Regions from separate parts of the Homo sapiens genome. Here region 2 is linked to region 1. The links are chromatin loops, found by intact Hi-C in ENCODE. Cell type or tissue: PC-3. All regions are shown on one strand. Links, peaks and the distances in the headings refer to the core of each region. The heading gives the core; the rest is flanking DNA. Region 1 has its middle 420 kb from the start of LRFN5. Region 2 has its middle 350 kb from the start of LRFN5.

Region 1 (12,237 bases), core at 1,981-9,980:
AATAAACAGTAATATTGGGTGGTTAGAGTGAGGTCCCTGACCCACATTCGCGTCTTCATCCATAGGGGAGAGTTAGCCATTGGGAGTTGATTTGACATGATTGTACTCCCCGCGAAGACATTGGTAATCAGAACACTGAGCTTCAAATTAGGGAAGAGTTAGGTGTAGCTCTGCAGAATCAGGAAGTACCACTGGTGTCGGCTATTCTCCACTGTTATACACAGAAATAGCAAGAACCAAGACATCCCCTCTTATTGTTGTAAAAAATGTGAACGTCCTCTGAGTGACAGTGCCGGGAAACTGGCAAAGTCTCCAGACCGGTGCCGGTAAAACCCCTGAGAATGAGACTTAACACTGAGTTTGAGCTGTGTTCCAGACGTTTCTGGCACTTTAATAAGGGTAGTGAAGGCTGAGTAAAAATCTGAGTAGGATTTATGAGAAATGAATGCCAAGTGATACTGGACAGTAATCAAGTTACCACAACTTCTAACCACTGGAGTGGCTTTTGATCTATGTTTTTGTACAAAGTTATAGCTATTTATATTGACTACAAACAAATTTCAAAATTCCGGAGAAAAGTTTGTTGAAATTGGATTTTTGCAAAGAGATTATGCAGACTACATAGTAATGGCCTTTCTGCAAGAGTGTATCTACAATCAAAAAGTGATTGCATAGATGGTCCATATTGGATCAACTAAAATTTATTGTTTATGCTGCCCCTTATTTTGCCTATTGAGAATAATCTTTTGTCACATTCACAGAGCCTTGGGAGAAATGCCAGGAAGCACTGTATACAGTTTTCTGAGACATTTAAGGAATATTTGATTTCGATGTTTTCTGATCCCCTGAGTTTTTAAAAGGGTAGTTAGAAAATAAGAGTACGTTTCTATCTTTATAAGTGAGACATGATCTTCTTAAAAAGGAAATAGTGCTTGATAGGGTAAAAATAATCCAAAATTTTGAGGAGTGCTGTAGAATGATTGTTTTCTCTAAGATCACTTTTTCTAAGGTGAGCAGAAGCTTTTAATTAATGTCGTTAGCTTGTAGTGTGGTAGGTATCATGGGTCACTGAATATAGGAATGCATAATAAATCTCTCAAAATTTGAATATATGTGGATAAAAGAATACTGAAAAAAAAAAAAACAGAATGAGAGTGATCATCACATCATCAGAAGTCCAGGATGTACTTACTCTTGTGCAGCATGAATAGTTTCAGTCTTAACATTTAAAGAGTAGGTGTAAGCAGATAGACATTATAAGAAAAAAAAAAAAAACTTCTCTTCAGAAACCCAAAGGAGAATTTAATGCAGCATATGCATCTTAAAATTAACATGCATACAACTGAATTTTGCTATTATCTCAAAAATGGCTCCCCTTGCATGTTCATAGCTGTAAATGGTAACTCTGTTATATTTGTTCAGGTCAGAACTTTAGATTGATTCTTCACTCACTTTTCTTTATAATTTCCCATTTCATTAGCAAAATCTATTTGACCTTTTTTTCAAAATTTATCCAGACTTGTAAAACCTCATACCACCTCCAGAACTTACCTGAATCCCTTCCACATCCATCTCACTCCTGGGTTATTCCAGTACACTCTTATATGGTCTCCCTTGCTTCACCCTCTTTCATCATGGTATTCGTTAGGACTTTTTGCTAACATCACTTCTTTTAGCACTGGCCATAGAGGAGGAATCTGCTTCTCTACTCACTTAACCTCAGACATGGCCATGTGACTTGTTTGGCCAGTGAAACGTGTAAGAATTGATCTGCATCCTTTCTGGGCTATAGCTTTAAGAACCAGAGTGACAGATGGAGCTTCCATAAGCCCTTCACTAAGATTTCTGTTAGGAGCCTAACTCCCTTGAGAACACTGGGTAGATTTGAAGAATAAGAGAAAAAATAAATGTAGCTTTAAACCACTGAGACTTTCAGGTTGAAAAACAGCTTAGTTTAGCCTATGTTACCTGAGACAGGAATTGTTTCAGGAGTTACCAAAGAACAAGACAGCAGCAACAAAATACCTGGCATTGGTTATGGTGATGGATGGTAGGTGTCAAAGAGATATTATTGACAGCTGGAAGGATGGTGGTTCATGTTCACATGTAGCAATGTGGAAATTAAAGGTTGTAACTACTGGATTTATAGCTTCAGAAGAAAGAATAAGAAAGCATTAGAAGATTGAGTTTCTTACTTTTGACTGTATTTTGACATGATATTTAAGGGAAGAAATTAATTAATTAATTTGCAACAAAGAATGAAAAGGACTAAAAGAAAGTAAAACAATGTGGGAGCTTGGAAGTTCCCATGTATAACTAATTTCCATCTCTATCTAGTAAAAATAAAACTGTGAAGGCCTTGAAAAAGCAGAAACTAATTGAAATGTAGTTTAGCAGCAGCAAGGGTCAAAACAAAGGCGTGGCCATCACATCCATTTAATAATCTCTGAATGGATTAGTTTCTCACCTAGCAAATCGTTTCAGTTGAACAGGTAGACATAGAGAAAAATACTGGGGGTGTGCTTTTCCCAGGATATCTGTTGTTTATACCTGCAAAGAAGTCGGGAGAGAGGAGTATAGTGCCAAAAAAAATTTGAGTGAGATTATTGGCACATGAAACTGACTGAAAACAAATAGGAAATAGGTGACTGTAGCTTTAAGAGCATTGTGTGTTAAAAGAACCATCAACCTTTGAAACTGATTATTAGAAACTTAAAATAGTTCTTGGGCCCTGAACTTTCTAGAGGTAAGGAAAGCTTAGAAAGCTACTCCTGTCTGAATGAGGACACCTTTTCTGATATCCTCTTCAGAAATATCCAGTGAGGACAATTTAAAAAGAGAGATCAGAGCCTGGGACCCCTGAGAATTACAGGTTGGAGATCTACTCTTAGGAAGAAACCCTCATAATATCTGCTTAGTGGGAGTGCAAAATTTCTATGATTCAGTGGCTTCTAGGTAGCCCTGCATTCTTCCCCTTCCAAAATAAGAATTTTTATTCCAATCTTTCCATTTCACTTTCTTCAGACAAATGGGAGTGGCGGAGTGGGGAGGGGAATGATAATATAAATTGTGTTTTTTTTCCCCTTAAGTCTCTAAAACAAGAGGTGCCACATCTAGACTTCTATAGACATAATCATTAAATTTTGTTCTTTTAAATCTTAATATTAATTTTATTGTATAGGACTTTTGGCTTTTCTTCTTGGAGAGGGAATTTTGCAATCAAAAAAGAAAGTAAACCCAACATTTGTGACCATAAGGGAAGAACATTGATCAGTTGGGGTGTTCAAAAATAGCTAGTTGTTGTTAGGCATTTTTTACTATTAAAATTCTCTAACAAGTTGAATTCAAGCAGCGTCATGTGATTTTGCATGGACCAGTGCAATATGAGCAGAATTGATGGTGTCACACAGAGAGGCAGAAGCTTTAAGAGCCAATGTGTGGTGTGTCACAGTATTTTCTTTGTACTCTGCTTATGGAAGCAAATTCACTTGTTTAGACCCCTGAGTAACTATTATGTATACAATCTCCTTTCCGACTAACAATGTAGATGTAGAACAAATGAGAGATAGCTTCATGGTTGTAATCAACTGAAATTTTTAGGATGTTTTCACTGCAGCATAACTTAGCCTATCCTAATTACTATTAACTCAAATTTTACCCACAACATAGAATACACAATGATCACTTAAAAATCTGTCATGTTATCTGTCCTTCTTCATAAACCCCTTCAATGGCTCAGGGTAAAAGACAAAACCATAATATAAATTGTCTTTATGACAACATTCTGTCCGAATTTCTTTTGACTCTCCATTTCATTCTTTCCTGTGTAAACAATATTTCTGCCCTTACTTTTCTTTGCACGTGGTTAGAATAGTTGCTCTTCCCCTTTGCTGCGATTTCGACCTAGAACGCTCTTACTCCAATTATACACACAAATTTTTCTCTCACTTCCTTCATGTGTACTCAAGTATCTCTTTAACTGTAAAACTTTCCTGACCATTTTTATAAAATAGCAGTAACACCTGCTCTTATGTATTCATCTTAATTTACTTCCCTTTTCTCCATAACAGAACATAGTCTTGATCCACATTTTACCTCCTTTTCTTCCCACACCAAGTTGCATCTTGTAGAGTGAAGGCCTTTTGTACATATATATGCCTGCTTCATCTTGAATACTTAAGCTTTACATGCAGTCCCTGTAAACCCCTGATCCCTTAGCCATCCTTAGGGACCAGGGGTACACATACGTCTTTCGGAGAAAAGATTCAGGCAGGGAAGAGGCTAGAACAGGTACTAGAAACAAAGTTGGATCATTTATGCAAAGAATTCATCGACCTTAGGTATGCATCGTCTAGAAATGGGTGGTATGTTCTTTGTGTAGATCCAACCCCTGATCCTGCTACTTTTTTTTTTTTTTCCTATGTGGGCAAAAGGTAGGAAATTGGCCAGAGAAAGTCTGAAGTAGGACTTTCTATACCACAGGACTCAGGAAAATGGCCTTTCTTCTAAGTCTAAGGGCATTGTGGTGCCAGTAAAGTTGTTTTCCAGAGACTCTTCCACAAAATGTTATCAGTAAGATCTGTGTGTTTTATAATCATAAACTCTTGTTGAGTTAGAGCTCAATAGGGGTACTTAAGGCTTTAGGTGGTAGTGGAAAGCAAAAATTGAGTCTTTTAGGAGGTAGCAGATGGTTAAACACAAATAATTCTTCTTTAGGAAAAGTAGGACATTTAATTTATTAAAGAGGTTTTTAATGAATAATTTGGAGCTTCATAAATGTGCAGCAAAGGCAATTGGTGCTGATTCAGAGACAACATTCTGCAAAATAACATTTCATGCAAAATAACTTTGGAACCTTGGGGAGGAAATGGAGGCCATTAATAAATAGAGTATGGTTTTTCTAGCCAATGATGGTAGCAGAGGGTCAGAAAATCATGTTAATTGTACAGGAACTATTCAGTGCACAATATTGTATACCAAGATGTTCTATCTCCTGATGAGGCACATCTTCCTGTGAACCTCTGAAGTAGACATACATTAACTTTGTTTATTAAAACAAGATATCCTGATGCTGAGTAACTTGCTGGTGCTAAAAAAATTATTACATTTCCTGTGTGCCTGAAATCCTCCAGAGTAGCATGGCTATTAAAGGACAAGTGCTCTTTTAACAAATGGAATATGACCTAGGATAACATGCCAATTATTATTTAATTGCTATAGAAACATTTTTACATGTTTTGGATCATTCCCTTCATACTCATGGAATACTCATGGGATCATACTCATGGAATCATGGAATACTCATGGAATCATACTCATGGAATACTCATGGAATCATACTCATGGAATCATTCAACTCAAAAAAAAAATAGCAAACCTTTGTTAACCATGCAAGGAATTCTTTTATAATAAAATTAGCAGTAGAATTATTGGGCCTTCCAGTCTAGTGATTTTCAAAAGTTGGGCTTCATGGTGCCATTACAATCTTGAAAGTTACTGAGGATGCCAGAGAGCTTTTGTTGATGTGAGTTACATCTAGTGATATTTGCAATATTAGAAATTAAAATGGGCCGGGGGTGGTGGCTCACGCCTGTAATCCCAGCACTTTGGGAGGCTGAGGCGGGTGGATCACCTGAGATCAGGAGTTCAAGACCAGCCTGGCCAACATGCTGAAACCCCGTCCCTACTAAAAATACAAAAATTAGCCGGGCATGGTGGCACGCACCTGTAATCCCAGCTACTCCGGAGGCTGAGGCAGGAGAATCACTTGAACCCGAGAGGCGGAAGTTGCAGTGAGCCAAGATCACACCATTGCACTCCAGCCTGGGTGACAGAGCGAGACTCTGTCTCAAAAAAATAAATAAATAAAATAAATAAATAAATAAATAAAAGATATTAAAGTGGATATTTAAAAAATTTAAGTGACATCAATGAATGTTAACATAGTTTTAAAAATATACCTATATTATAAAAAGAAATAGAAACTGATATTATTTTGCATTTAAAAAAGTCTTTCTAATGTTTGGCTTGAGAAAACATATGGGAATATCAGATCTATTGGTGCATTCATCCTGTTGCATACTATATATCATGTAACCTCTGAAAAAATATCACTGTGCAAACATGCAAGTAAAAAAGCAAATAATCTCTTAGTACTAGTATAAACATTGTTTTAACCTTTGGCACCTTTAAATTTTCTCAGAGAACCTCAAGGGTTTCCAGACCACATTTAGAAAACCACTGTCCTAATTTTATGCATTTAATGACTGTAGAACGGCACTACTGTGTAAGATCTCTAAGACTCGTGTTATCTATTTAAATATAAGTTGATTATAATTAAATAAAACTGTAAAATTTAGTTTCTTATTCTCACTAACCTCTTTTTAGGTGTACAGCAGCTACATGTAATTACTGGCTACTGTGTTGGGTAGCATACAGATTAAACATTTTCCTCACCATAGAAAGTTAAGTTGAACAGCATACTGCTCTATTCTTTATGATGTTTCTTTTCTTCTTCTTTTTTCTTTTTCTTTTTTTTTTTTTTTTTGAGATGGAGTCTCGCCTGTTGCCCAGGCTGGAGTGCAATGGCACAATCTCAGCTCACTTCAACCTCTGACTCCCGGGTTCAAACGATTCTCCTGCCTCAGCCTCCTGAGTAGCTGGGATTACAGGCACGCTAATTTTTTGTATCTTCAATAGAGATGGGGTTTCACCATGTTGGCCAGGCTGGTCTCAAACTCCTGACCTCATGATCCACCCACGTTGGCCTCCCAAAGTGCTGGGATTATAGGCCTGAGCCACGGTACCTGGCCTATTTTTCTACTTTTTAGGAGAGAGTCCTTCCCTTTGGTCAGTGTCCGTTCATTTTGGCTGCTGTTAGAGAATACCATAAACTAGATGGCTTATAAACAACAGAAGTTTATTTATCACATTTGTGGAGGTTAGGGGGTCCAAGACCAAGGTGCCAGAAGATAAACTATCTGATGGAGTCCTGTTTCCCAGTTCATAGACAGCAGTTTTCTTGATGAAACCTCACTTGGTGGAATGCAAGGAAATTCCCTTGAGTCATTTTTTAATAGGAGCACTAAATCCATTTGTGAGGCTTCCACTCTCATGACTTAATCAACTCCCAAAGGCCTCATCTTTAAATATTATTATATTGGGGATTGGGTTTCAACATATAAATCTGGGGGACAAAAATCTTCAGTTTATAGCATTTTAAGAATAATCCTCTTTGACTCAGTGGTCTGCCTTCCAGGATGACTGGGGCAAAAGTTTCAACTTCTGAACTTGCTGAAGCAGCAACCCTGCTCCCTCAGCTTTGCTGGCTAGGGCTTGGACTCTGACATAGTTCTGATGTGTGTCCTGGCCCAAATTGCGTGTTGAACTGTCATCTCCATTGTTGGAGGTGGGGCCAGGTAAGAGGTGATTGGATCATGAGTGTAGATTTCTCATGAAAGGTTTACCACCATTCCACATACTGTCCTCACGATAGTGCGTGAGTTCTCACAAGATCTGATCATTTAAAAGTGTGTAGCACCTCATTTCTTATTCCTGCTCTGGCCACGTGATTTGCCTGCTCCTGCTTCACCTTCCACCATGATTGTAATTTTCCTGAGGCCTCCACAGAAGCCCAGTAGATGCCAGCAGCATGCTTCCTGTATAGCCTGCAGAACCATGAGCCAATTAAACCTCTTTTCTTTATAAATTGCCCAGTCTCAGTTATTTCTTTATAACAATGTGAGAATAGACTAATACAGGCCTCCAAGGCCCTGGGCCTAGATCCTGCACCTATGATGAATCCCTTTTTGGGCCCAGCTGCTCTCCAGGGATGGGATGCTAAGCCTGTGGCTCTTCCAGGAGGCCCTATCCTTTGAAATGGAGATGAAGATAGCCACAGCCTCCTGCTGTTCTGGGTGCAGTCCATGGCACATTGGGCTCCATCTGAACCACTCCCAAGGCAGCTGGGGAATATAATGCTGGAGTGAGGGGAACAGAGCTCATAATTTGAGATACTGTCAAAGCAGAGTGTACCAAAGTTCTACATGTGCTGGTGACATGCCTCTCTCCCCCTGCATCCCTCCAACCCCTGTTTAAAACTGCTCTGACCCCAGTGTTTGCACTCTGGGCCCATAATAGGAGTAGCAGCTCTGAAGATCTCTGAATTGCCATTATCCATTGTCTTGAACAATAGCTCCTACCTTCTGTTGAAATGCTTGATGATCTTCTTTTTGGAGGTGCCTTGCCCACATCCTTAGTGTTCTCCCATGAAGCAGGCTTTCTCATTTCCTTCAACACAGGCAGGCTGAGAATTTTCCAAATCTTCAAGCTGTGATTCCCTCTTGATGAACAATTCCATGTTTAATTTGTTTCTCTCCTCTCATATTTTACTATAGCTGTCAGGAGAAACCAGGCCACTCCTTCCATATTTCACTTAGAAATGTCCTCAGCCAAATATCTGATTTAATCACTCGCAAATTCTACCTTCCACAAAACACTAGGACACAAGCACAATTCAGCTAAGTTCTTTGTCACTTTATAATAAGTCTCACCTTTCCTCCAGTTTTCAATAACAGTTTTTTTTTTTTCATTTTCATGAGACCTCATAAGAATATTGTTTACACTCTGTGTTCAGCTCATGATTACTTAGGTATTCTCTAAGAAGATTAAGGCTTTCTCTACACGTTCCTCTTTTCTTTCCAGGCTTCCACCACAATCATCCTTAATGATTTATTCTTAGTAATATAGACTTTTTCTAGCATCAATTTCAAAACTTTTCACCTCTCTACCCATTACCCAGGTTCAAAGCCACTTCCACATTTGTAGGTATTTGTTACAGAAGTACCCCACATCTCAGTATCAATTTCTGTCTTAGTACTTTGGGGTTGCTAAAATAGAATACCATAGACTGGGTAACTTACAAACAGCAGAAACTTATTTATTACAACTTTGGAAGCTGGTAAATCCAGAATCAAAGTGCTGGAAGTTTTGGTGTCTGAAGAGGGCTCAGTTCTTGGTTCATACACAGACATCTTCTTACAGTCACATCACAGAGCAGAAGGGGCAAGAGAGTTCTCATGGATCTCTTTTATGAGAATATTCTTCCCATTACTGAGAGCTCTGCCCTCTTGATGTAATCACCTCCCAAAGACCTCATCTCGATTATCTTCACATCTGAGATTTTATTACAGCATATGAATTTTAGGGGGACACAAACATTCAATTCAGTTTATAGCACTTGCCTTAATTCCTGAGTAAAGAAACAGCATGCAGATGTGAAATTCTTATTCTGCCCTACCCTGGGGAACTGCCCGAGGGCAGAAAAACCTCCAAACAGATTATTAGTAGGTATCATGCCCTGATAATATTAATTGGAAATATAACTCTGGAATGGTGCTAAGGGCTATCCAGTGTTTCTTCAGCACACTCTGATAGAGCTAAATTAGCAGGCACCAATGTTTAGTGGTGGTGAAGTTAGATTTCTTACCAGTTATAACAAAATGCTACTATAGGTGATATATTTTAAGATGTAAAATGTCTGTAAAATTGAATGTAAGTTTGCCACTTATATTGAGAAAATAGACAATGATTATTTTATTGGGTAGGGCTGAAACATGACAGAATTATTCTGAAGGCATTTGATGGTGTTTTCGCTTCTTTGAATGCCTTGATTTCCATGCTCTGATGATTTAGTTTTATAGCACTATAAATCACTTTGGTCTTTAGAAGAGATTTTAAAATAATTTATGTTAGAACTATTTTCTTTCATTTTTATTTTAACATTATTTATGGTATTATATTGTAAGTCAGTATTGTGACTGATTTCGTTGCTGGCTTCTCTGTATTTCTGTTAGACTGCAAACTCTGAAAAGACAGGAACTTAGCCCAGAGTTTGACGCAAAACATAACACTTTTTGTGTTGCTTGACTGATACATTTAAGCCTCTTAATGTAGTAGCTTAAGGCTAGCCTCTCTGTTTCTGACTCACCAGCTCATCATCCACTTTAATTTTCCCTTTCCTGGCCCTTCTCTCTACCTACCTAAATACTCCATTCAGGATCTCTTGCTCAGCCCTCTCAACATGAAATATTAGATACCTTTGATGAGCGGTGATTTGTCCTGTTTCAAACCCTAGTGTTGCCAACATTCAGCTATGAACATTTGGGCAAGTCACTTATATTATCTGGGTCTAATTCCTGCACCTTAGATTATTTCTATCTAAACCCAACTATAAAATTGTACAATCTTCTAATGTCTTTGTATTATGTTATTATGAAACATACTAATTTTTAATTCTATCATGTCTGCTATTTTTATAACCAAAAAAATCACCAAGCCTAAATAACTGTTTCTGATTAATTAGTAGAGATTATATAGTTACTATTTAACTTCATAATTTATATGATACAGTTGCATCTATTAATAAAGAAGATATATCACATAATGACAATGTATTTTATTGTCACAGCCCCATTACCAGAAGTAGAATAAAGAAAGCAAGAAGATACGTATAAGCACAACAGAAAAGAGGTAGAATAATATTAAATCGCATTATCATTAAAAAATATTTTTTGACCAAAATGAAGAGGTCATGGTGCCACTGGAACAGGAAAAACACAAGGGCATAAAAGTCATGAAAGGAGGCTGGGCACGGTGGCTCACGCCTGTAATCCCAGCACTTTGGGAGGCCGAGGTGGGCGGATCACGAGGTCAGGAGATCCAGACCATCCTGGTTAACACAATGAAACCCCGTCTCTACTAAAAATACAAAAAATTAGCCAGGCGTGGTGGCAGGCGCCTGTAGTCCCAGCTACTCCGGAGGCTGAGGCAGGAGAATGGCGTGAACCTCGGAGGCAGAGCTTGTGGTGAGCAGAGATCACACCACTGCACTCCAGCCTGGGCGACAGAGCGAGACTCTGTCTTGATAAAAAGAAAAAAAAAAAAGTCGTGAAAAGATATCCTCCATGAAGGATATTTTCCAGACATAACTGTGTAAGGTAGACCAGGGTAGGGAATATCCTAGAATTTAAAGATGTTGGAACTTGGGCCATTCAGTTGCTGTAACTATATGGCCAATCTTTCTGAAACCCTAGCTTAGCTACTTCCTGGTGCTTGCCTTTTGGCTTGAAAACACCTTGAAATAACCCCTTTTAGTACTTTCCTTGGCTGCAGGAATGCTTAAAAGGATTCTGTCAGACTTACCACTCAGAGAGGAAACATTTGAAGTGCACTGTCTGGTTTAGATAATACATTGGCAGCAAGTATTTTATTTCAAAGAGAAATCCATCAATTAACAAGTGAACATGACAGATACGGTTACAGTGTTTCTCTGCGCTCAAAAGAGGTAGCTAAAGAAAAGGGAACTCTAGATATCTGAAGAAAAAAATCACCCCTGGGGAAGAAAAAAGAGTCCCCTGAGAATGCAAAAGGCCCACAAAATAGATCTGTCAGATCCTTTCAGACTTTGATGAAAGACACAGAGCTTGATATTAGGAAAACTCTGAGCCAAAACAATTCTTCACTGTAGATGAATTCTAAACCCATCCAAAGGGCGAGATTAACACAAAAGGAAAAATGAACCAAAATTTGGAGATAAGTGCAATGAAGAATATTTTGCCAACTCCGTAATTCGCTCAGGATATAATTTACCTACCTCCAAATCAGAGTTGAAACAACAAAACTTAGATATTGAGATATTTCTGGGTTGTTCATCTGTATATGCACACTATTGAATACCAATGTATCTTAGCAAGAGCAGCATGAAAATTAACGTATGTTTTCTCAGAAGATTTTTCTCTGAATGTTAATAATATAATTTAGCAAACATTTACTGTTGCTTTTTGTGCAGAGTAATACATAGGTACTGTCAGCATTGTAGTGGTAAATGACAAAGAACTTGTCGTCATAGAAGTTCCAGTTGAGTAGGACAGCTATTATACAGAGGCAATATGCCTGGACTTAAGTGGACATTTTTATTCCTGGAGTTGTAAAAGGTTATATAATTAGCAGACTCCTAAACATATAATTAATTATAGGGACATTAGAAATTATTTTTTAGTCTCTTTTGCCATCTTAATGTTTCAAAACACATACAGGTTGAATATTCCTTATCTAAAATGCTTTGAGCCGGAAGTGTTTCATATTTCAGATTATTAGAATTTTTGAATATTTGCATATACACAATGAGATATATTGGGAATGAGACTCAGATCTAAACCCAAAATTCATTTATGTTTC
Region 2 (12,237 bases), core at 2,020-10,019, 66 kb before region 1:
ATTTTCTGCCAGGTTCCCCTGATCTCTTTTTCCCTAGCCCGAATGCACTTACATTCTCTACCATACAATAAAGTATTTAAATTTTACAAAATGAATCGATTTTTTTACTAGGTCACTAAAAAAACTTATGGAGTGCAGGCACTATATTTTTGTTTTGTTTAGTTTTCTATCACAGTTGCTAGCAAACTTCTGGGGCTATTGAGGATGCTTAAAAACATTTGTTATTTATCTGATTGAGTTATATTCCTTATTTTCCAGTGGCATTCATATGCTATAGTATTATTGCCCCATCCCCTAAAGTCCCAGATTACATTATCTATTTCTCTCTTAGTTATCATAGACACTAATTTTCTAGCTATTTGTATTCTATGTCTTTATGTATCTTTAAATATTTCATAAGCAACTTAAGGAAGCCCATTAGTTATTTCTTCACCCCCCCTTTTCAATCCCAAATATCTCCAGTGATTTTCATGAGGAAGACCCTGAAAATTTGTTCACAGAATGGTCTAACATTAATGGAATTTAAAGCTGGACATTAAGGCTAGAACGGAATGTATTGTTTGGAGGAAATGAAAGATGATTTACCATCATAAACTTGTTGCTTTTAATTAATCATTGCTCTTTTGGAGAAAAAAAAGATACTTTTGTCCCCATCATCATCAGGACCATATTATATTTCAGTAACAGAATATCAAGAATTATGCTCATATTTTTTTGATATGGTCTTAAATATTCACAAAGACAGACCATATTTCCATCTAACAAGTTAGATGACTTAATATATTTGGTAATTAATTTCCTATGTGAATACACTATTTTCCTTATTTTGTTTATATTTCTGAACTAAAATTATATAAAGCTTTTTTATTCAGACATTAAAAATAATAATTTACTTTTTTTTGTTGAACAGTGAAATTACTGTGACATCTATAAGTACATCCAGAACTATCTCTGCCTCCAGGGATTTTCTAACAAGCACTTACAATTTTTTGTTTAACCACAAATTTGAAATCAAATACGCTCTTAATTTGTCATATAAATTATTAGGTTAGTGCAAAAGTAATTGCAGTTTTTGCCATTATTTTTGCACCAACCTATAATATATCTGAGTACAAAGAAGATAAAATAAAAGTTCATGCATTTAAAAAAATGACTAGGGATATAAAGACTTAGGCTCAGTGTTATAATTAACCCATTTTTATTTCCAGAATATTTTTCATGCTTTTTCTATTATAGCTATGATAAAAATTCATCATATTTATATAAAAAGTAGGAAAAAAGTACCACACATGTAATAAATGATAGAAAATACAGGAAATATAAAAAGTGGAAAAAATAGTCAAATTGGTCCTAGGCCATACCACTGGTCTAGAAGCCTTACGCACATTGTAAGATCTTTCTTTTTTATCTTTAGGTTTAATGGTACATATTTTAATTATCTTGTATATTAAATTGTATAGCTTGAAAATTACTTATTATATATAAAGTGAAGTGTTCTTCTTTTTCCCCTTCAGATTTGGACATCTAGAACATAGTCACCTAACTCAGAGCTGTAAAAAATATGCCCAAAGCTAACATCTAGGCAAACTACCTAAGATTTCATCCTTCTGCTTAATTAATAAAGGGAAATAATTCAATACTGTGTACATCTGATGTAGATGATAAAACTGGCCCTGAATATAATTTTTTACTCTTTTTTGTTACCATGCTCTTTGGCATGGTATTTTGTAGTGCCCTCCCTACCTATATGGGCTTGGTCATTTCACTAATTTTGACTAATGAAGTAAGGTGGAAGTGACATTATGCTGGTACTAAGCCAAGTCTGTGAATATTTTTACTCATTCTCCTATACTTATTTCATTGCCTTAAGAAATGCACTGGCTGATAAAAACATAAAAAATAAAAGTATTTTCTTTGCAGCAACATGGATGTAGCTGGAGGCCATCATTCCAAATGAACTAACACAAGAGAAGAATACCAAAAACTTCATGTTCTCACTTAAAAGTGAGAGCTAAACATTGGGTACATATGGACATAAAGATGAGAACAATAGACACAGGGGACTACTAGGGAGGGGAGGTGGAGAGGAGAGCAAGGGCTGAAAAACTAGCTATTAGGTACTGTGCTCACTACCTGGGTGACAGGATGATTTGTACTTCAAACCTCAGTGTCATGCAATATACTCATGTAACAAACCTGCACATGTACCCCCTGAATGTAAAATACAATTTTAAATTGTATGTAAAAAAGAAATTCACTGTCTAGCTACTGGAAGATGAGAAACACATGGGGCAGAGCTGAGTTGCCCCAATTATCACTGCATATACTCAGGTGCATAAGTCACCTCGGCCAAAATCAAAAAGATCTTCTATTTATGGCTACTCTTAGTTGTTAAGGGGTTCATATAAGTGAAATAAATGCTAATAAGTGTATATCAGTGAGATTTTGTGAATGTTATGCAATATTGCTGTAGCAATAAATACCCTTTCAGTGCTATTGAGAAGGATTTGAATCCTCCATTGCCATCCTTGGGGACATGATTTAACTTTGACCATAACTGAATTACTACTTACTGTGAAATGTTACAGTGGAGTATTAGCCTATATGTTTCTTTACAACTTCTAATATTTCAAATGTCTTTCAATAATTCATTTTCAGTAGAAAAGTCACAATATTTTACTGTAGATTCACAGGAAGTTGTTCTCTAAGAGCTAAACTTTTAGAGTAGTAGCCTTCAAATTTTTAACTACACATACCTAAAAGAATTCTGGAACACTGTACTTCCCTTCCTTTTTAGGGGTGACAACTAAAGATGTCCATCCTAAGATTAAATAAATTTATTACTCATAAGTGATAAAAAATATTAGATATTTCATTTTAAAATTTGAAACAATGTACTGATTAAAGTAGTAATAAATACTGAATATATTTATAAAGTCAACTTTAACTACCTAATTGAATAAAACAAATATAAAAAATGTATTACATCAGTCCATTCTCACATTACTAGAAATAAATATCCAAGGCTGGCTAATTTATAAAGAAAAGAGATTTAATGGCCACATGGTCCTGCAGAATGCACAGGAAACAGCAGCATCTTCTTCTGGGAAGACCGCAGGAAACTTACTATTGTGGCAGAGGGTGAAGGGGGAGCAGGCAAGTCACTTGGAGAAAGCAGGAGCAAGAGAGAGAAGGGGGTGGGGCCACACACTTTTATTTCACCAGAACTCACTCATTATCTCGAGGTTAGTACCAAGCGGATGGTATTAAATAATTCATGAGAAAACCGCCCCCATGATCCAGTCTCCTTCCACCAGGCCCCACCTCCAACAATGTAGATTACAATTCAACATGAGATTTGGGTGGGGACACAGGTCCAAACCATACCATGTATTTTGTTTACTGGCAGAGTTCAGTACTCCTGCAAAATGTATGAATTATTAATCTTTCAAAATAGGAACATCAGTAACTTATGCTTTGGCTATTCTAAATTTGATCTTGAGGCATGGATCAAAATATCCATTAATAATATAAAACACTGTGTGTGTGTTTGTATTGATATGGTGTGTTTCTGTGTGTGTAAAGAGAAAAAAATATTTTAAGGTTTAAGACAGCTTTGATTAAAGATTAAAGGAGAATTTTCTGTATTCTATATATGTGTATCCATTTGTTTGACATCCCGAAGTTTTATAAACCTTGGGTTAATAAACAGTATTAAGATTTAGGTTCAGAGAAAGGTGTGCCTGTAATTGTGTATATTGATAGCAGATTATGTGAATTTAGATTTGTTTTCAGATCATTTTTTTAAAAAAGGCATATATGAGAACGAGAATCTAGGAATCAATTCCATTGAAACTACTGGTGCATGCCAACCTGATAGAAAGTCTTTATGTACCCCAGGGCCCCAGGTTGAAGACTTTTCGTTGAGAAAAGGCAAAAATAGTGTCACCACAGTTTCTTAAGCAATACAGGCATTCAATAAAGTTGCCTGAGTGAGTGACTCTGAATGCAATTAATGGGATAAGAAAATAGGTGACTGGGTGCCAAAATAAGCAACCCAGCCAACTTAGTGCTAAGTAATTCAAAGAAGAGAGATAAAAACATGTAGAGGTGTTAAATAGCAAATCATACAAAAAAGATATTTTTGCATACCAAAGATCTGTGAATGCATTTCTAAGTGTTCAATATTTATGAATGGCTATGAGATTGAAAGCTGCTTCAGGGCAGAAGCTGTGTGTTATTTATCTTTGCCTTTTTCTCAGTAAAGCACTAGCTGCTGACCCAAAAATTGTTCCAATTCAAATCAATTAAATTCAATGCTAGGGCAGAATGCTAGTTGTTAAAAAAAAGTAGACTCTGGACCAGCTTACCTGTGTCTAAGTCTCAGTTTTTCCATTTAGTATGCGTGTAACTTTGGGCAAGTTGTTTAATCTCTCTGGACCTTAGTTTTCTCATCTGTGAAATGGTTTGCATAATGGTACTTATAATACTTCACTCAGTTATTATTGGCTCATGTAAATGATATCAAATCGTAACACATGCATACTTTACATTTTACATACATTAGCTATTTTTATTTAAGTTGCCTTTCCTGAAGTCATCAATATAAGTTTTACCTACTAAAGTAGAAAATTTTGTATTTTCCTTCTCTATTGATTCAACATTTCCTAATAAGTGCCCATACCCCATGTGCGTTTATTCATTCACTGAGTAAAAGGGCAATGACAATTAAGCATATACTGTTGAAATGTTAATGCATATTTTAGCAGTCTGTTGAGGAGGTTTAGAATCCTCTGAAAAGTTTGAAAACGATTGATAATAGATTTCCTTTTTCGTTTTTTCAATGAAGACTGGAATTGGAATACCTGTCATATGTTAATTTAGTTTTTGAAAGAAAAGTGATTGTTAGGAAATAATAAAGACAAGAAAACTGATTATTTTCTAAACTTCTTAAAAGCTTGTCATCATTATCACTACCATCACCAACAAGAATATAGACATTGACAATTATACATTTTTGAGGTGATCTTAAAATTTGTGAAAACACTTTCAATAAACGTAATAAATAGAAAGTTTACTCCTTGAAAAAGAAAAATCCAAGAAATCTTAATTCAACATCATTTTACAGTTAACTAGAACATTCTCTTAAATAGCGTGAAATTTTAAAATGAAAACCAAAACAATTATTTTTTAAATTTTTACTGTCATTTAGATCAAATCTTTAACATACAAATCAAAACAATTGTTTAATGTCCTGAATATATACTTATACATCTATTATTTTAGGAGGTGCAAGTATATAACACACTTATGTGCTATTATGTAAGCTCTGGAAACTATTCTTGCCTTACAGTTAATGCAGAAATTTGCACTAAATTATCCTTTATTTAGTACTTTTATAATATATACTATGTTCTGGTTAATAATACACCAATCCCATGTTTCTCTGGGAAATTGAATCAAATTTATGAAGTTATGCTGTATATAAACACATTTTGCAATGCGATTTATAAATGAAAACCCCCAAATTTTAAGGAACACCTACAATCTTTTTTTTTTTTTTTGAGACAGAGTTTCGCTCTGTCGTCCAGGCTGGAGTGCAGTGGCGCGATTTCGACTCACTGCAATCTCCGCCTTCCAGGTTCAAGTGATTCTCCTGACTCAGCCTCCCGAGTAGCTGGGACTACAGGCAAATGCCACCACGTCTGGCTAATTTTTTGTATTTTTAGTAGAGACGAGGTTTCACCATGTTAGCCAGGTTGGTATCAATCTCCTGACCTTGTGATCCCCCCGCCTCGGCCTTCCAAAGTGCTGGGATTACAGGCGTGAGCCACCGCGCCCAGCCTACAATTTTTATAATTAACTTGCACTTACCTGGACTCTCAGTGAAAAGAAAGGTCTGTAAGAACCATAATAAATAATTCAGTTTTTCATAGCTTTTATGCTTAGAACATTTTGGAACTGCATCAGTTAAAAATTAATTCTAATCCTAAATGCCATTTTCCCTCCAGCAGTATTATGGGATGTGTGTTTTGATACTACACTAAGAATTCAAATTGGCTAGATCACAGCATATCTACCACAGAACACTAAAAAAGCAATCTTTTATTTAATCTGGTTAATCTTATATTTGCTTTTGTATAACCTGTTTATCAAGGAGAAAAAGATCATTTCATTTACTCATTTAGTTATTCATTCAGCAAATATTTATTTAGGGCCTGTCATGTTACACACACTGTTAGCTTCAATAAAGTCCTTGTTTTCATGAAGCTTATGGTATTGTGGTGAATATAGATAAACAAAATCAGATACTATAATATATTGCGGTACACAAGCTATGATTTTAAGTGACTTTTTATTGGAAAGAAATTCAATATCCTATCCCTCAGAGTTATTGGCATTGTCTTTAGTCTTAATTACCATTAATACCAATAGTCTTGCTCCTGTAACTTCCTTATAAATTGTTATATCACTGGAGGGATGACACACAGAACTCAGAGCCTGTAAGCAAATGATAAACGGTAGACAATTTGGCAATTTTATCTAAATTAGTCACGTTATATGAAACAATAAAATGCAAATCAGCTACAGCTACATATCTATCCTTTTTCTGTGTCAGAAAAAATATTTTCCGGAGGATTATCAAATCTCCATTTGCACATTTCACAAGTAGCTGAAATCATGTAGCATCTCTGATTAACTTCTAAAATTCGATACCATGCAGAGAATAACTTACCCATGGTGATAGTCAGAATAGTGTCAAGTTCATGAGCTGGAGCACACAAATCTAACTTTCAAGTTGAATTTCATATCGGAAGTACTTGGGAAATGTGTTACTATGCAATCTAAAGATATCAAATTATATATACAGCAAACTCTCTGTGTTACTAGGGAGGAAATGTTTTCTGATCCTATCCATGAACTAGAGCATGCAATCCATATGCAGTCCATTAACGGAATACAGAGAATGGTTATCAATACACCACTAACATTTTTTATAATATTAGATTATATTAGACTCCCTGGATGCTTACATCTTGCCCTGTCATTATCAGATTTGGTGAAATTAATTGCCATAGTTTTTACCTTGATAAAATGTAAAATAAAATCCCTGGTATACTGCTGGATGATATTCTATGCTAAAGAGATAATATTTAGAAAATTGCTTTTACTACAAGTAGAGACTTTACATATTTTTATTTTTATTATAAGTGTCAAACATATATATTTTTTCAGTTAGTTGCTTTTCTCTTTATTTTCTTGTGGTGTCAATTAATTGATATGAGTTATTAATTTGACAGTATCAAATGCTCAATATTCATTTCTATGATCACACTTGATGTGTCCTGTTAAGATATGCTTCCTCTTCTCCAAGTAATGGGGAAAATCTATATACTTAAAAAAATCTTTCTTTTCTAATTTATAAAATAAATTTCTATATTGACACCGAATTTTATAAAAACTGTTTTATGGGTTTTTTATGCCAATGATCATTTGTCCCATCACTTATTAAATTGTCCATTCTTTTTCCAAAGACCTATTTTGACTCTTCTGTGATATATTAATAACTTTTATATATGTGTGGATATGTTTCTTAGCTTTCTGTTCTGTGCCATTTATTTATTTCTTCATGACCATGTCAGAATCTTACCACATATTATATTAATGACTTCAGTTTGTAAGACCTTTATTTATTCTAGGTCAAATATACTCACTCTATTGATTTTTAATCGTAAATGTCTTGGATAATCTTGGTTCTTTGGACTTCTATAAAAATTTTATTTTTTAGTTATCAAGTCAATAATAACTTTGTTGGGATGTTGGTTAGAATTGCAATGACTATATAAATTTGGGTAGAGTTGAAATCTTTATGAAGTTAGTGCAATCTCTACAAAATTAATTACTTTGTACTTCCCTAATATTTTTAATTAAATATTTTATAATTTTTTTCTTTCTTTTGTAAATTTAATCCTAGAGAACTACCTCATGTTCTCCCCTTCAAATCTTTACCATTCGTGTACTTTATTTGTCAAAATGTCCTTTCTAAAACTTCTGGTACAGTGTTTAATAGAATAAATGATCAGAATGTTATTTTAATTAAATATACCTGCTTTGCTTTGGTTACTATTTTGTGAGACTGAGAATCTATGCTTTCAACTGAAAAATTTAGTGTATTTACATTATATAAAAATAGGGTAAATATATTCATTTGGCTTATGAATATGTTTGAAATTATTTCTACCAAGTAATTTGGGGGTTATTTGTCACAATTTTACGTTTTATTCAATTCCTAATATTTTAAATTTAGGGTTCTATGGTTGGTTTTGGCCTCATTCTCTTTTTTGCCTTTCAGCTTTTTGAAAGATACATATTTTTATTTTTATGCTAACAGTCATTAACTTGTAACAATACATTTAAACATTTAAAGTTAAGTAATATATTTGCATTAATTTGAAATAAACTATGCTGTAATGCTGATCACCCCATCATTGTTATTCCACCTCTCAAACTTCTGTTTATTTTTTATTCTGTAAATTAAACATTATTATTGATATGTATAGACAAGTTTTGCTTAGATTTAACTACATTGTTACAGTTTTCTTAATTTATTTGTTCTTTTTGCTTATCAGAGATTTATTTTTTAATATTCCCAGGGAATTTTGTTAATGAGAGCTTCTTGATGGTAAAAGATTGGAGTTTTATTTATATAAAATACTTTTATTTCACAATCCCTCTTGTGAAAGAATTTACATGACATAAGAATTCTAGTTTGACAATTATTTTCTCATAGAACAGTGAAGAAATTGTCTTCTGTTATCTACCCTTGTTGAGACAGTTGCAACTGTCAATGTAGTTCCCTTCAAATAATCTATCTTTTTTTTTCTATATCTACTTCAAGACTCTTTGTTATTTTGCCGTTTGGCTATGGTATAGATTTATTTTTATTTTCTAAGTTTGTAGTTCTTATAGTAACAGACAATAAAAATCTTTGTCGCTAAATCTATGCTGAATAATTCTCAGCTGTTGTTTCTTTCAAGAAAATTTCATCACTCTCTGCTGTCTACCCTATGATCTCATTCAGGAACTCTGAACTATGCTAACTGCTATTTCCAAATTTCCACTTCTTTATCTCTCTTTGCTACATTATTTGTAAATTTTGTATAGTTAAAATTGCGAGTGTCTTTATCTTCTGTCCTGGTTAGTCTGCTGTTAAGTATTTACTTAGAATTATAATTTCTATTGTTATCTTTTTATTTTTTTCATTGCTTTTTGCTATGTATTGTATTCTTTCTGGTATTTCCTTAAGCATACTAGACATGCTCATTTCACATTTTCCACCTGATAATTTTGCTAGTGGGATAAAGTGGGAAATTGATCGATTTGCTTGAAGTATTTGCTAATACATATTTTTTATGGTTCTTTGAAATAATTTTGACAGTGTTCAATTATATTACAGTTAAAAATAATGTTAAACAAGATTTTAATAAATGGTTCTGACACAAATTACTATCTTAAGAATTATGAACTTCTTAAGACTATAACACCCATATCTTTTGTCACATGTAGAAATAAATTAAATCTTTTTCTTAGACATAGATTTTTTAAAAAAATTTTGCAAGAAATGTGCAACTACTAATACTATCCTGAGTCAAGAAGGAGTTTCTCAACCCAGACAGAAGACTCAAAGGATGTATAAAAATAAAATTTGGGATATAGAAAATATACCATGAAAAATCTACAAATAATAGATTCTGAAAAAATACATTTATGATGACAATGTAACATGCAGAATATTTAAATATTAATGAAAAAACTAGTCCAATGAGAAAATGGACAATGATAGCCAAGAACAGCCACCACAAAAAAGAAAACCTCAAATTTAAGCTAATGATTAAGAATTCTTTCCATGAGTATTCTATGAGGCATATTTTAGGGGGTCTTCCTCCATGAAGTAGCTGTGTTTTGCCTCTGCCAAGCATCTATTACACAATAAAATTTTTCTTTGCTAAATGGAATTATTTTTTAAGGTTTCACATTACACAGTTATGATCTTCAGTTCCAAAAGTATGTTAGCTTACGTACATTTATGAAATATCAAAGGAAATTTCCTTTTTCTTCAGTACCAACCAAACTAATGATGAGAAAGAAAATTCTTCCTTCAGTCTGGCATTGCTGAGTAAGTTTTTTCTACATACTGTCTTTACACGGCTTGGTCTTCATTAAGACTCTATTCTTGGCAGTGCACGGTGAACTCACACCTGTAGTCATAGCACTTTGGAAGGCGGAGGCGAGTGGATCACCTGAGGTCAGGAGTTCAAGACCAGCCTGGCCAACATGGTGAAACCCCGTATATACCAAACATACAAAAATTAGCCAGGTGTGGTGGTGGGCACCTTTAATCTTAGCTACTCGAGAGGCTGAGGCAGGAGAATTACTTGAACCTGGGAAGCGGATGTTGCAGTAAGCTGAGATCGCGCCACCGCACTCCAGCCTGGGCAACAGAGTAAAACTCCATCACACACACACACACACACACACACACACACACACACACACACACACACACACACGAAGACTGTATACTCTATTCTATGTGGGGCACACAATATTTAAACCTCCCAGATCGCTGGATATGCTCAGGAAATGTGTTAGAGGCACTATTGTCTTAATTCCTTTGTCATGTATTCCTGGCCTTAGAGAAATCTTATTACATTTTTGGAGTCTTGTCTAATCATTTAAAAGACTTCATTTGATTTTATGTAGTAATTTTATCTATGTTTTAGCAGAAGAGTTTTAGGTTATCTAGTTTCCCATGTATTCTAATAATGGAATTTCATTGTTTCTTTATATTTTGTTTATATTTAACATGGGTAGATTTGTGCAGATCTTCTACAAGTTATGATATACTGTCAGACAGTTCTTGTGACCCATTTGCTTTACACAAACTCTAGGTCAGAAGTGCTACTTTAAAGAAAGATTGTTCAAATTCTACTTCGAGGACTGGATACTGGGTTGACTGGTTACAATTATATGGGTGGAGAAGGGTACTTAATTTGAGCCATGTGCATAAACTGGTAAAGAAAGTTCACCATGCTGTCACTTGATGTGATTTTTAAAAATTTTTTTATTGTACTTTAAGTTCTAGGGTGCATGTGCACAACGTGCAGGTTTTTTACAGAGGTATATATGTGCCATATTGGTTTGCTGCACCCATCAACTCGTCATTTACATTAGGTATTTATCCTAACGCTATCCCTCCCCAAGCCCCCCACCCCCCAACAGGCCCCACTGTGTGATGTTCCCCCCACCCTGTGTCCATGTGTTCTCATTGTTCAACTCCCACCTATGAGTGAGAACGTGTGGTGTTTGGTTTTCTGTTCTTGTGATAGTTTGCTGAGAATGATGGTTTCCAGCTTCATCCTTGTCACTGAAAATGACATGAACTCATCCTTTTTTATGGCTGCATAGTATTCCATGGTGTATATGTGCCACATTTTCTCAATCCAGTCTATCATTGATGGACTTTTGGGTTGGTTGCAAGTCTTTACTGTTGTGAATAGTGCCACAATAAACATACATACGTGCGCATGTGTCTTTTTAGTAGCATGATTTATAATCCTTTGGGTATATACCCAGCAATGGGATTGCTGGGTCAAACGGTCTATCTACTTCTAGATCATTGAGGAATCGCCACACTGTCTTCCACAATGGTTGAACTCATTTACTCTCACACCAACAGTGTAAAAGTGTTCCCATTTCTCCAAATCCTCTCCAGCATCTGTTGTTTCCTGACTTTTTAATGATTGCCATTTTAACTGGTATGAGATGGTATCTCATTGTGGTTTTGATTTGCATTTCTCTAATGACCAGTGATGATGAGCTTTTTTTCATGTTTGTTGGCTACATAAATGTCTTCTTTGAGAAGTGTTTGTTCTCCCTGTTTGTCTATCTTCAGATGTCCCCTTTTATAGGGACATGAGTCTTATGGGATTAGGAGCCCACCCTACTACAGTATGACTTTATCTCCAGCGTCTGTTGTTTCTTGACTTTTTAATGATCACCATTCTAACTGGTGTGAGATGATATCTCATTGTGGTTTTGATTTGCACTTCTCTGAGGACCAGTGATGATGAACATTTTTGCATGTTTGTTGGCTCTGTATAAATGTCTTCTTTTGAGAAGTGTCTGTTCATATCCTTTGGCCACTCTTTGGTGGGGTTGTTTGTTTTTTTCTTG

The links. Peaks named below come from ENCODE experiments on the same cell type or tissue, not always from the same donor. Only the 100,000 strongest peaks of a DNase experiment are listed, where the experiment ranks them.
Region 2: it touches region 1 in a loop (4-fold over the local background); 3 of 110 quality-filtered maps call a loop at or near these places.

Annotation. Positions count from the first base shown.
Region 1 is chr14:42,017,511-42,029,747 of GRCh38, forward strand. No RefSeq gene overlaps it. Among named protein-coding and RNA genes, the nearest start is that of LRFN5, 420 kb to the left of the region's middle. In PC-3, for the core only: no CTCF peak of the experiment used is centred there; no DNase peak of the experiment used is centred there.
Region 2 is chr14:41,951,438-41,963,674 of GRCh38, forward strand. No RefSeq gene overlaps it. Among named protein-coding and RNA genes, the nearest start is that of LRFN5, 350 kb to the left of the region's middle. In PC-3, for the core only: no CTCF peak of the experiment used is centred there; a DNase peak (open chromatin) is centred at 6,224; H3K4me3 peaks cover 369 bases; H3K27ac peaks cover 901 bases.